Regions from separate parts of the Homo sapiens genome. Here region 2 is linked to region 1. A link is a loop called in an ENCODE intact Hi-C map of the cell type or tissue named here. Cell type or tissue: spleen. All regions are shown on one strand. Each heading gives the region's core, and the rest is flanking DNA. Links, peaks and the distances in the headings are about the cores only. Region 1 has its middle 18 kb from the start of DEFB129. Region 2 has its middle 9.2 kb from the start of DEFB132.

Evidence for each region. A loop is a pair of places that touch in the nucleus more often than their neighbours do. Peaks named below come from ENCODE experiments on the same cell type or tissue, not always from the same donor. Only the 100,000 strongest peaks of a DNase experiment are listed, where the experiment ranks them.
Region 2: it touches region 1 in a loop (4-fold over the local background); 37 of 110 quality-filtered maps call a loop at or near these places.

The regions. Positions count from the first base shown.
Region 1 is chr20:206,615-211,012 of GRCh38, reverse strand. No RefSeq gene overlaps it. Among named protein-coding and RNA genes, the nearest start is that of DEFB129, 18 kb to the left of the region's middle. In spleen, for the core only: a CTCF peak has its summit at 1,888 (motif pointing left); no DNase peak of the experiment used is centred there.
Region 2 is chr20:264,764-269,161 of GRCh38, reverse strand. No RefSeq gene overlaps it. Among named protein-coding and RNA genes, the nearest start is that of DEFB132, 9.2 kb to the right of the region's middle. In spleen, for the core only: CTCF peaks have their summits at 1,776 and 1,984 (motif pointing right); a DNase peak (open chromatin) is centred at 2,031; H3K4me3 peaks cover 811 bases; H3K27ac peaks cover 309 bases; H3K27me3 peaks cover 452 bases.

The DNA of each region.
Region 1 (4,398 bases), core at 192-4,191:
CTCTTGTCCACATTTCTGCCATGGTCCAGCGAGTAAAGCCTTAGGAGAGACTTCTTATCTCATCAGCTAAGATTGTGCAGCGTGCCTTATGCCTGTTACTGAGAAATATGCATAGGTAATTGTGAGGTGGGGCAAAGAATATGCTCCTCCAGGTCCCCAGAGGATGAAATATGTATAAGTGTCAGAAACAAGATAGATTAATTTATAAAGCTATGTACTAGCAGCATAAACAGTGAAATATAAGTGACAGTTGTATTTGGGGACAAAGAACAATGAAGTTTTTGCATTGCTACAGCAAATACAGTATAATACAATACATATTAGCACTTTAATTGTGTAATTCAAAATTGGTCAAAGCCCTGATTACCTAGTTGCACGATTACTTGTTCATATAGATACTTGAATTACTTTGATATAAAATGTCTATTCTTGGCCAGGTGCTGTGGCTCACCTCTGTAATTCTAGCACTTTGGGAAGCCAAGGTGGGAGGATCACTTGAGGCCAAGAGTTTGAGACCAGTCTGAGGAACATAGCAAGACTCTGCCTCTAGAAAAAACTAGCCAGGCATAGTGATGCGCACCTGTAGTCCCAGCTACTCAAGAGACTGAGGCAGGAGGATCGCTTGAGCTCAGGAGGTCGGGGCTGCAGTTAGCTATGATTGTACCATTGCACTCCAGCCTGGGCAACAGAGTCAGACCGTGTGTCTTAAAAAAATGATTAAAATGAAAGGTCTTTTGTTGTTGAATGCTTGGATATATGCAACAGAAATTGCTGTGTTTTCTTTTTTGATGATTGCTATTTGTGTAACAAAATGGTTTTTACTGTCATACAGATAGTCCCCTATTTATGATGGTTGACATGATTTCTTGACTCTACGATGGTGTGAAAGCCATATGCATTCAGTAGAAACCATACTTCAAGTACCCATACAACCATTCCATCTTTCACTTTCAATACAGTATTCAATAAATTACAGGAAATATTCAACCCTTTATTATAAAATAGTCTTTTTATTAGATGATTTTGCCCAACTATGTGCTCAAATAAATATTCTGAGCACATTTAAGGCAGGCTTGGCTAAGCTATGATGTTAGGTAGGTTAGTTGTATTAAATGAAGTTTTGACGTATGATATTTTCAATTTATGGTGAGTTTATTGGGACATAACTCCCTCATAAATTGAGGAGTATCTCTTTATCTTTTGGTGCCTGTGTCCTTCTGTAACAGACATTTGACCTTTATCTGCTCAGCACCTTTTAACGTCCTCCCCTATGTTTGTAGAATTCTACGTCTCTGTCAGAGAAGACCAACTTTCCTCTTACATGCATGCCCCCCTTCTATAATATATAATGGTCACTGGGAAGTGGTTGCCAATGTCTCATTCCCCTTGCATCTGTGTGGTCATGTGATTTGCTCTTGGCAATGGAATGTGAAGTGATGGGTGTCACTTCTGGGATTAGGCTTTTAAGACTGAAATATGATTTCTTCTGTCTTCATACATTTGTACCAAAAGTCTGGAACTCATTGATTTGTTTATGAGAGAAATATAAGGCAAATGTATGAAGCCCTTAAATGATGGGGTTAACAGGGCTCCTTATAGAGGGAGATGTGGATCCAGGGAGAGAGGCTTACTGATGTATATGATGGTGGCCTCTACAAGTGAGATTCTGGCAATGTCTCTCTGCAATGTGGCTAGCGTAAGCCTGGTTCCTGTGTTGCTGCATATCATAATTCCACTTGTTAGGACAGATCAGCAGAGGGTCTCGTGCTTGGTAATGGACTGTCACGCCACCCTTTATAGGAACATAATGCTTTACAATAATCTAACATCACATGGAGTAGCATGTGAATGTCCTGCTAGTGAGCACCCTCTAGAGGAGTTACAGGATATTTTGCAGGCCTATTCATCACCATTTCTTGTAGGATGAGTAACCAGTCTTCTATTTACTGTTGATCTCATTTTCCTAAGTGTTATGGACAGCGTGTTTGACCTTCACGTTCTTACTGCATACTTCTAAGTTAGTTTAGTTTTTATATAAAATCATATAGTATTTTGCCATTTTAAAACCAAAATAGACTATACATAAAACTATAAAAAATAATCATTCTGGTTGTTGGGGTACAAGATTGGTGAGCCATCATGCCCGGCCCCTAAATATTTCATTTTTGATGCTATTATGGAAAGGGTAGTTTTTGTCAAAATTTCTTTTTCTAATTTTTTGCTAAAATATGCACATATATATTTTTGTATACAGACTTTCATTCAAAACTTTGCTAAATTCATTTATTAGATGTAATAGCTTTTCCAAGGATTCTTTAGGGTTTCCTATGTACATGATCATGTTATCTGCAAAAAAGGAAAGTTTTACTAATTGAGCTCATGAAGACGGAAAGTAGAATGATGATGATCAGAGTCTGGGAAGGGTAGTAGGGGGGTCTGGGAGGAGGGGATGGTCAATGGGTATGAAAATATAGTAAGACAGAATGAATAAAATGTAGTATTCAATAGCACAACAGGGTGACTACAGTCAAAATTAATTTATTCTACATTTAAATATAACTAAAAGAGTATAATTAGAATGTTGATAACACAAAGAAAAGATAAATGTTTGAGGTGATGGATACCCCATTTACCCTAATATGATTATTACACATTGTATGCCTGTATCAAAATAACTTTGTACCCCATAAATGTATACATCTACTATGTACCTATAAAAATTAAAAACTAAAAATAGAATCTGCTGTATCTTCCTTTTCTAAATGCATGCATTTTATTCCTATTTCTAGCCTTTTTGGAGTAGCTAAGACCTTCAGTATGACGTTAAGTAAAAGTGGTTGTGGTCAACTTACCATTTGTTCCTAATTAAAGTAGAAAGACATGAGCCTTCTAAGTTAAAGGTGATGTTATCTGTAGTTACTTTTTTGTAGCTAGCATTATTCAGCTTGAAGTTACCATCTCTCCTAGTTTGATGAGTTTTTTTTAAAGGGCTTTGAATTTTGTCAAATGCTTTTCTTGCATTTATTGAAATAATCATATGTTTTTCCCCTTTAGTCCATCAATATGGTGAATTACGTTGATTCATTTTTTGATGTTACATCAACTTTGCATTCTGGGGATAAACATCATATTGTCCTGTTCTATGATCCTTTCTATTCTTCACCGCATTCAATTTGCTAATATTTTATTATAGATTTCTGAAATTATGTTCATGAGGATATTGGCTCATAGTTCTCTTTTCTTGTGATATCTTTGCATATTTTTGGAACCAAGGTAATATTGGCCTCGAAGAATGATTTGAGAAGTGTCTCCTCCTTTATTTTCTGAAAGAGTTAGTGTAGAATTGCCATTATTATTTCTTGGTATACTTCACCAGTGAAGCCATCAAGGCATGAAAGTTTCTTTGTGAGAAGACTAAACTATGGATTCAATTTCTCCAATTGATACAGCATCGTTTAAACTTTATGTTTCCTCTTAGGTCAGTTTTGGTAATTTGTATCTTTTAAGAAACTTATCCATTTCATATAGGTTGTCAAAAATTTTGGCATATAGAATCATCTCTCACAAAACTTTTAATGTAATGATGTCCTCTTTTTATACCTGATATTGAAAATTTGGTAATTGTCTCTTTTTTCTTGATCAACTGGCTAGAGTTTTATCAATTTTATTTATTTATTTAAATAATAAACTTTGGACTTAACAGCCATGTAGATATGATATGGAAAGAGAAATGAACTTGAAGACAGACCAATAGAAATTTTCCAAGGTCATTTCTATTAAGAAAAGAGAGAAAAAGTTTTTTTTTTTTTTAATTAATGAAGCTCATGTCACCATGGGGTGGTGGCACACACCTAGGTGGGAGAGAAGGCAGGCAAAGATTAATGACTACTGCTCCAGAGAACAGCCACGCAGGACGGAATCACAGTAGGCCATGTTTATCTTTAGGGTCCAAAATAGAATGACATTTAAACCAACTAGCTCTGGGCATGGTGCCCATCATAGACCCTTATATGATTTTCTATTCAAGTTATGCCAGAAGCAGAGTCAATCTGAAGCATCCAAGACTCTTTGAGCTTAATTTTTGTTAAAAAAATAATTTTAATCTTTTCAATCCTTAGTTCATATTGGAGACCTGTTTTGACCACCTCGAAGGCCAAAGTGCTGAAACCAGATTCACTAATTATGAATTAACCACTTATTTCTCATTATTAACATATGGCCTTTCTGTTTTATCTTCTGTAATACTGACCTCTAACAATTTTCATCAACGAAGACTGGACGTATCGGGCATACATAGGTGGCCCTGAACACACACATACACACCTGGAGGAAGTTCTCATTTTAGCATGCTATGGCATTCTGGATTGAGGCCATAGGGTCTCCTTCTTCAGTTTTAGA
Region 2 (4,398 bases), core at 204-4,203, 58 kb before region 1:
CTGAGGCCAGTGGGTTGCTTGATCTCAGGAATTTGAGACCAGACTGGACAACATGGTGAAACCCCATCTCTATAAAAAATATAAAAATTAGCTGGGCATGATGGTGTGCACCTGTAGTCCTAGCTACTAGGGAGACTGAGGTGGGAGGATTGCTTGAGCCCAGGAGGCGGAGGTTGCAGTGAGCCGAGATCGCACCACTGCACTCCAGCCTGGGTGACAGAGCGAAACCCTGTCTCAAAACAAAAAAAGTCAAAGCAAGTAATAGCCAAGCCCCAAATCTCTTATTATTACAGTACAAGAAAGAGGCTAAACCAGAGAACCTGGTTTGTTTTATTTTGTAGAACACAGATCCACCTGTTCTAATTTCCTCATAGAATGATGCCAACTGGGGTCGGGTGGATGAGCACAGGTGTGGGGTTGGTCTCACTGCAGAAAAGCTTCCAACAAAAAGGCTCCTGAAGTTGTACGGACCTGGGGGCCAGGGATGGGGTGGGGAAGGGAGAGTGGGAAAACTTCTGAGTCAGCATGGAGGAAAGTGTCTTCAAGGATTCTCCACTCCCCAAGATAAGGAGGTCCTGGCCGAAGGCCTACCCCACTGCAATGAAGACGTGTCTGAATGAAGACTTGGGTTGGGAGCGGAGATGTGTGTGAGAGGTCGACTGTCCAGGAGGCCTGAGTCTGTGTCTGCAACTGTCTTTAAAGACTGCAACGCATCAGCTGTGCACGACTCAGCTGTGAGGCCTGCCAGGTAAAACCTGTCATTGCCTGTGTTTGGGCTGAAAAATCACACATAGGTTTTTAGCCAGGAGCTGGACTGTTTGTGAAGGGATGCATGAGTTCAGAGGAGGAAAACCAAGAAAGGAAGCCTGGACATAGGTTCCCTCGCATTGCACGTAGCCCTCATGCCTCCGAATGCGCCAGAGAGTGACCCCGCACATGTACAGCATCTGTACATGGGTGTCTTCCCAGGTACTCAGAGCCGCGTGCGCAGCTCTCACAGGCAGATACACCTGCATGCACATGCACATGGATGCATACTGGGACTGTTTCTTTTCTTTTTTTCTTTTTTGAGACGGAGTCTTGCTCTGTCGCCCAGGTTGGAGTGCAGTGGCACAATCTCTGCTCACTGCAACTTCTGCCCCCGGGTTCAAGCGATTCTCCTGCCTCAGCCTCCTGAGTAGCTGGGATTACTGAGGCCCGCCACCATGCCCAGCTAATTTTTGTATTTTAGTAGAAACGGGGTTTCACCATGTTGACCAGGCTGGTCTCCAACTCCTGACCTCAGGTGATCCATCCGCCTTGGCCTCCCAAAGTGCTGGGATTACAGGCGTGAGCCACTGCTCCCGGCCCATCTATCATTCTTTATTGGAGTACCGGAGGGCAGCAGGAGTGAGAAAGAAGAGGTTTATGGGAACCCGAGGTTGAAGGGGAAATCAGCACTGGATATCACCTTTAATGGGAAGGACAGGCAACTGGGACGTCTCCAGAGCACTTAATAAGCTGTAGAGGTACTATTTAGATGACCAGACATTATTATTATTTTTAATGTAGTTTTTATTTTTATAGATTTACGGGGTACAAATACATATATTGCATAGTGGTGGAGTGGGCTTCTAGTGCCCCATTACCCGGATAGTGAATGTTGCACCCAATAGGTAATTTTTCAACCCTCACCCCTCTCCGCCTCCCATCGTTTGTAGCCTCCAATGTCTATTATTCCAATCTATACCACACATTACTTTTTAATTTTAGTAGGAGTTGGTTGAAAACCCTATTCTGGGGCTCAGTGAGTCCGGCTAATTGGGTAAATGGAAGTTTCATGGAATTTCCTGTTCCCTAAGGCCCGTGTCTGTGTATCTTGTGAAGTGTGAGTCTTGGCCTGGATCTCTTGTGTCTGGGACGCCAGTAGACATTGGGAGGTCTTTGGCAGGGCCCTGAAAAGTGTCTGGTGCGCCCGTTTGGCCAGCGCGTGCGACCTCCAGGGCGCGGGTGTACCGAGTGCTGCCGGCAGATGGCGGTAGAGACTGGCACAAATCAATCAGCCTCGAGGGCGGGCTGCGGGGCGTGGGGGAGCGGTGCGGAATGCGTCCTGGTCGTGAGTCGCCAGGGGCGCATTTTACGGCAGAATCCGCACCTGGAGATGACCATGTTGGCCCTTAGTGTGGCGAAAGAGAGAGAGAGGCCTTTGTTCTGCGCGCATTGCGAGTGCCCAGTCCCTGCCTACGCGAGCTGGCTTTGAGCCCCCTCTCCCAGCGTTCAGCTCCTGTCCCCATTTCTACTCCCTCCAGCCTTCTTTCTTCGCGCCAGCCAAGCTTATCTCCCGCCCGGTCTTTGCAGGGCCGGTGGGTCATCAGCTTTGCATGTTGTCCTCAAGGTCTTCACGTGGCCGGCTTATCGTGCAGTCACAGCTCTTTTCCCTTCTTAGAGAGGTCCTGCCTGACCACCATTTCTAACCAGGTTCTTCCTCCCCATCACTTTCCATCTATCACTCTGTTTTATTTTCTTTGTAGCTGTGATCACTACCTGATTTTACACATTCATTTTGTTAATGTTTATTACACATTCTGCTAGGTGAAATGAGTCAAACACAGAAAGACAAATACTTCATGTTCTCACTTACACATGGAATCTAAAACAATTGAGCTGTAGTCAAAAACCACCAGGGATCATGACAGACGGGAGGCAGGACTAGATTGCAGCTCCCACTCGGACGGTCAGAGCAGCGTGTGGAGGCTCGCATCATTAAGTTTTGCTTCAGAAGGACTGCAGGAACGCATTAGGGAAGCCAGGAGAACCCACAGACCCTCTGAAGGAAACGGATTGCTCCTTGAGGAGGGCTGCCAGAGGCCCAGAGCGGCCACAGGGAGAAGGAAACCTCCAGCTGAACTTTGTAACAATTTGAACTGATCAAGAAGCCTCCTGGCCAGAACTCAGAAAAGAACCTATTTGTCCTAATGCTCTCCCTTCCCTTTCCCCCACACCCGAACTTTATGCATTTTAACATGTTTATTAGATTCACCGAATCGCTTAGCCTTTTGGAACTCCCTCGAGTTACATTTTTAAAGTCACTTTCCCCTTTCTCAAGCCCCTAGCAGGCTGAGCTCTTATCTGCGGCTTCTGGGGAAGAATCAGCTTCCAAGCTCATTCAGGTTGTTGATAGAATTCAGTTCCTTGCACGTGTAGAATTGAAGACCCCACTTCCTTGCTGGCTGCCACCTGGGGGCTGCTTTCAGCTTCTAGGGGCCATCCATGTTCTTCCTCATGGGCCCCTGCATCTTCAAGCCACTATACCATTTTCATTTATTTATTTATTTATTTAAGATGGAGTCTTGCTCTCTTGCCCAGGCTGAAGTGCAGTGGCATGATCTCAGCTCATTGCAACCTCTGCCTCTCAGGTTCAAGCAATTTCCGGCTATTTTTTTGGTATTTTTAGTAGAGGTAGAGTTTCACCATGTTGGCCAGGCTAGTCTCGAACTCCTGACCTCAAGTGATGCACCCACCTTGGCCTCCCAAAGTGCTACCATTACAGGCATGAGCCACCGTACCCGGCATCATTATACCATTTTCAATATTCAATTGAAATATTCAATTTCATAATAGCATTTTAGCTTTAGTGGTTAAAATCTGCCTGGAAGTAGATTAACAGTACAACCTCTTAAGATATTTTCCCTTTTCCTACTCCTTTTCCTCCTTCTCTCCTTTCCAAGGCCAATAACACAGTGTACAATCATCCTTCAAATAAGATTTAAAATTATTTTTCTTCTTCTTCTTTGCAGGGAAAAAAAACTAGCAAAGAAACATGAATAAACTAAGCATATACCTATTAAAAAGTTATTGAGGCCAGGCGCGGTGGCTCACACCTGTAATCCCAGTACTTTGGGAGGCCAAGGCGGCAGATAATGAGGTCAGGAGTTCGAGACCAGCCTTGCCAACATGGTGAAACCCCATCTCTACTAAAAATACAAACAATAGCTGGGCATGGTGGCCGGTGCCTGTAATCCCAGCTACTCAAGAGGCTGAGGCAGGAGAATCATTTGAATCTGGGAGTCGAAAGTTGCAGTGAACCGAGATCGTGCCATTGCACTCCAGCCTGGGTGACAAGGCAAGACTCCGTCTCAAAAAAAAAAAAAAAAAAAAAAACCAAAAAAGTTATTGAGATTGAGCATATTTAAAGCTGGATTTTCATCTTTTCAAGCATTACATGCTGGTCACAATAACTGTTTCAGTCAGCTTTAAGGCTGCTCCTTGCAGCAAAATGAAAAGACAAGAGGAAAAGAAAAGGAAAGAATTCGTTAAGTCTTTTCATAGGAGAATTGCTTACCTAAATTAACATAGAAGTTTAAGTTATAGCTCTTGAGAATTTATATTTTAATATTTTATATTAATATTTTGTAAGAG